Regions from separate parts of the Homo sapiens genome. Here region 2 is linked to region 1. Evidence: read pairs that join two places in POLR2A ChIA-PET (ENCODE). Cell type or tissue: CD4-positive, alpha-beta T cell. All regions are shown on one strand.

The links. Peaks named below come from ENCODE experiments on the same cell type or tissue, not always from the same donor. Only the 100,000 strongest peaks of a DNase experiment are listed, where the experiment ranks them.
Region 2: POLR2A ChIA-PET joins it to region 1 with 5 read pairs; 2 of 35 experiments call an interaction of 5 or more read pairs at or near these places.

What each region holds. Positions count from the first base shown.
Region 1 is chr14:73,310,393-73,312,892 of GRCh38, reverse strand. The region is part of intron 6 of NUMB (NUMB endocytic adaptor protein); the gene reads left to right. Among named protein-coding and RNA genes, the nearest start is that of PAPLN-AS1, 66 kb to the right of the region's middle. In CD4-positive, alpha-beta T cell, no CTCF peak of the experiment used is centred here; a DNase peak (open chromatin) is centred at 1,352.
Region 2 is chr14:73,062,023-73,064,522 of GRCh38, reverse strand. All of the region lies in intron 1 of RBM25 (RNA binding motif protein 25), which reads right to left. Among named protein-coding and RNA genes, the nearest start is that of RBM25-AS1, 3.8 kb to the right of the region's middle. In CD4-positive, alpha-beta T cell, no CTCF peak of the experiment used is centred here; no DNase peak of the experiment used is centred here.

The DNA of each region.
Region 1 (2,500 bases):
ACAACAAACAATGACAGGCTTTGTCTTCCCCTCTGAGGCTGTGTTTTGATTAAAAGATAACTTACACTGTATTTTTTTTTAACGTAAAAAGAAATATCAGAAGCAGTTGAGGGGCCAGGAAGTGGGTCTTCTAGGGATGAAGTGGCATTCTGCTAGATGGCTTTTTTTTTTTTTTTTTTGAGACAGGGTCTCACTCTGTCACCCAAGCTGGAGTGCAGTGGCACAATGATGGCTCACTGCAGCCTCAAACTCCCAGGCTCAGGGGATCCTCCCAACACAGCCTCTCGAGTAGCTGGGACTATTGGCATGTGCCACCACACTCAGCTAATTTTTGTGTTTTTTGTAGAGACAGGGTTTCACCATGTTGCCCAGGCTGGTCTCAAACACCTGAGGTCAAGTGATCTGCCCACCTCACCCTGCCAAAGTGCTGGGATTACAAGCATGAGCAACTGTGCCCAGCGTGCTCGATGGCTTATGTGTTGTATGCCTACTTTTTGTTGTTGTTGTTGTTGAGACAGAGTCCCCCTTCATCACCCAGGCTGGTGCAGTCTCGGTCACTGCAACCTCTGCTTTCTGGGTTCAGGTGATTTTTTGCTTCAGCCTCCCAAGTAGCTGGGACCACAGGCGTTTGCCACCATACCCGGATAATTTTTGTATTTTTAGTAGAGACAGGGTTTCACCATGTTGGCCAGGCTGGTCTCGAATTCCTGACCTCAAGTGATCAGCCTGCCTTGGCCTCCCAAGGTGCTGGGATTACAGGCATGAGCCACAGCACCCAGAATTCTTTTCTTATGTTATTGGGGAAAATTTTTTTTTATGTCATGGTGATTTTATACTAATATATAATTTTTTACAGTGAGTCATTTAAAGAGTTTGGAAAACAGAGAGGGGCAAGTATTACCCATGATCTTACCCAGAATGTGCTTTTAAATGATAATTTTTTCTTTAATTTGGAATCTTTTGAATCTTTCAAGTTGCCATCACTTAATTCATCTCCACCCTAATCTACGAGAAATAGACTGGTGAGAGAGACTTGATTTATTGAGTTTGCTAGGTCAATTGTGGTTTGATGAAACCTCAAAATGAAGCATCTTACAGAACAGTATATGTTACGGAGTTTTTATCCAGTACAGTTCCTCATAAATTTTGATACTTTGTTATTCTTTGAATCATGTATGATTTGATGATCCAGGATAAATAGAACAACAGTAATCAAGAAGTGTTTTTATTAAACACTTTTACGTGAAAGTAAGTAGATAGAAGAATTGTTTGCCCCGATTCTGAATTTATGACTCATAGCCAGGAAAACCTTCTTTTCCGGAAGTTGCCTCTTGGACCTGACCACCATCACTTCCCTATTGTTGCATCACCAGCTGACAGGAGCAGTGTCTCCAGAAACTTTAGCAGTAGGGAACAGATAAACCTGGGTCTGTTACAGGCCTGTAATCCATTGTAAGCTTACAAACATTGTAAAAGAGGGGCAAAAAAACGAAGACCTGAAATAACTTTTTCCAAACTAATTAAATTGCTCATTGCCGTGGCCGGGCACGGTGGCTCATGCCTGTAATCCCAGCACTTTGGGAGGCTGAGGCAGGTGGATCACGAGGTCAGGAGTTCAAGACGAGTCTGGCCAGGATGGTGAAACCCCGTCTCTACTAAAAATACAAAAATTAGCCAGGCGTGATGGCAGGCGCCTGTAATCCCAGCTACTCAGGAGGCTGAGGCAAGAGAATCGCTTGAACACCGGGGGTAGGCAGAGGTTGCAGTGAGCCCAGATCATGACACTGCACTTCAGCCTGGGTGACAGAGTGAGACTATGTCAAAAATAAATAAATAAATAAATAAATAGCTCATTGCCTTAGGAAAGCCAATAATGCACTCAGCTTTTTAGGGATTATTACATGCAGCTTCATTCATAGTTGGCTATACTAGGCAAATACTTTATTACCAAATAATTACATGGCACTTAACATTTGAAAAAATGTTTTTATAATTTTAATGTATTTGAGGAACCCTATGAACTAAGTAATCTGTATTCCCATTTTATGAAGAAACTGACTCAACATAGAGACAGGAAATATTCTTAGGCCACCCTATTAGATCTCTTTTTAAAGCCATTTACTTGTATTTATATAGAGCTTTATAGTTTATTATGTGCTTTGACCTACTTTCTAATTTGCCATTCATAACAGTTCAGTGAATTGGACAGGGTAGTTCATGAAACTGCATTTTACAAATGAATAAACAGAAGCTCAGAGAGTTCACCCAGCTAATACTAAATGGCAGTGCCTACACTGAAAGCAAGGTTTTCTGAAACTTAGTGCAAAGTTCTTTCATCTACCCCATGTTGATGTTCTGTCATTCAAAAAGCATTCCTCTGCTTTCCTCGGGTATGCCTTAATTATAATGAATGGAGAAGTGTCTAATGCAGAGGACGCTAGACAGCCCAATGGCCTGAATACTTCCACAAACATGGATTGTATGGCCTGCACACAGTTTA
Region 2 (2,500 bases), 250 kb after region 1:
CTCGGGAGACTGAGGCAGGAGAATTGCTTAAACCTGGGAGGCAGAGGTTGCAGTGAGCTGGGACCGCGCCACTGCACTCCAACCTGGGTGACAGAGCGAGACTCCATTTCAAAACAAAAATAAAAAAGATTGGTCTCTCATGGAAAATCAGAAAACATTTCTCATCTTTGATAAATACTAATGTCCACTTTAAGCAGCCTAAAAGATTACCAACTACTTATTTCAACACAGGTTTATGTGTTTTGCCATGTGAAACTGATTGAGAATTAACTTTCATAATCATAAGCAAAGCTTATCTGTTACCTATAGATGATAAACAAAATAAATTATAATACATTGAAAGATGGTATGTACTTTGTAGAAAAATAAATTAGGGAAGAGAGCTATGGAGTAGTTTATTTTAAATACAGCGATTAGGCCTCACCAAGAAGGTGAAGATTAGAACAAAGATTTAAAAGAGGCAGAGGCAGGAAGCCCTATTCATATCTGGGGGAAAGAGACTTCCAAGCAAAGGAAAAGACAAATACAAAGAGGCTGAAGCAGGAATGGTGTATTTGAGGGAGGAATAGCAAGGCCAACAGTATGACTGGAGCAGAATAAATGAAGAAAATCAGAAATAAATACTGAGTATTATGAGTAGAGTGTAGGGCTATGTAACACAATGTAAATAAACATTTTAGTTTTAACTCTGAATGAGGTGAAAATCATTTGAAGAGTTTCTGACTTGTCACATTTTAACAGTATCACTGGCCACTGTGTTAAGCCTGGAAGGGAACAGGATACAAGCAAGAGACTGGTACAATAATCCATATAAGAGATGGTAGCCTGGAGAGATGGTGGCCTGGAACAGGTGGTAGTGGTGAAAGTGCTATCAAGTTGTTGGATCCTGGATATATTTTGAAGGCAGCCAATAGGATTTGCTGAGGGATTGTATAATATGTGGGATTTAAAAGAGAGAAATGCAGAGTTATCTTATGGCACTGAAATCATTTCCATAGCATTTTTTAAAATATTGAAAGTACCTCACATTTTAGAAGGTTCAAAGCACCTTTTCCTGCTAAGTATGAAACTCCGGGCCGGGCGCGGTGGCTCAAGCCTGTAATCCCAGCACTTTGGGAGGCCGAGGTGGGTGGATCACGAAGTCAGGAGATCGAGACCATCCTGGCTAACACAGTGAAATCTCGTCTCTACTAAAAATACAAAAATTTAGCCGGGCATAGTGGCAGGCGCCTGTAGTCCCAGCTACTCGGGAGGCTGAGGCAGGAGAATGGCGTGAACCCGGGAGGCGGAGCTTGCAGTGAGCAGAGATTGTGCCACTGCACTCCAGCCTGGGCGACAGAGCCAGACTCCATCTCAAAAAAAAGAAACTCTATAGCCCACGATAATAAAAACAGGAACCTGGGCCAGGTGCAGTGGCTCATACCTGTAATCCCGGCGTTTTGGGAGGCCAAGGCATGCAGATCACTTGAGCTCAGGAGTTCAAGACCAGCCTGGGCGACATGGTGAAACCCCATCTCTACCAAAAATACAAAAAATTAGCCAGGTGTGGTAGCATGCACCTGTGGTCCCAGATACTCAGGAGGCTGAGATGGGAGAATCGCTTGAGCCCGGGAGGTGGAGGTTGCAATGAGCCGAGCTCACACCACTGCACTCAAGCCTGGGCGACAGAGTGAGGCCCCCCAAAAATTAAATAAAATAACAGAAACCTATGATAGAAGGGTTCCCTACCTCTAGTGTAGCGGTGGTCACACAAGTATATGCATTTGTCTAAACTCATTGAAATTAAAACAGATGCATTTTATTGTATGCAAATTTTATCTCAAGAAATCTGGTCCAAAAAGAAACCCTGAAGACATATCTCTAGTACTCAACATATGCATGCACTCAGCTTTTCTTTTTTCACTTTTTTCTCTTTGAATCTTTCAAACTATTTTTTTCTGCACTCTTAAGAATACTGCAAGTATGCAAAATACAGCAAAACACTGCTAATAAGCATTCCTCTATTGTAGACTTATCCAGATAGAAACAAAATTATTTCTCCCAGGATAGATTATTTTAGACTAGCTCCATCAGTACACTACGTGCCAAATTTCTGAAATGATAATGAACTGAGATTCCTCTGAGCAAATATTCACATACAACTCACTCATTCATTCAATATCTACTTCCAATTATGTGTCAGGTCTGCAGGAATTATTCCTAGAAAAAAAAAAGTGTTTTATGCCCAAAGAAGAATGGGAAATGCTTAACAGAAAAACTACTTTTACAGCAAAGCTTTTCAGAAGTATGAAAATACTCAATTGTTTGGAAATCTCCAAAAAAGAGTTGATCTTTTTCTGACATTGCCACTTTTGTTGTTTTACCATTTTCAATGATTAAAGAGCAACACTCCTGTGCCTGCCTATAGTCACAGCTACGCAGGAGGATCACTTGAGCCCTGGAGTTCTGGGCTGCAGCACGCTACTGATCAGGTGTTCATGCTAAGTCCATTCAGCATTAA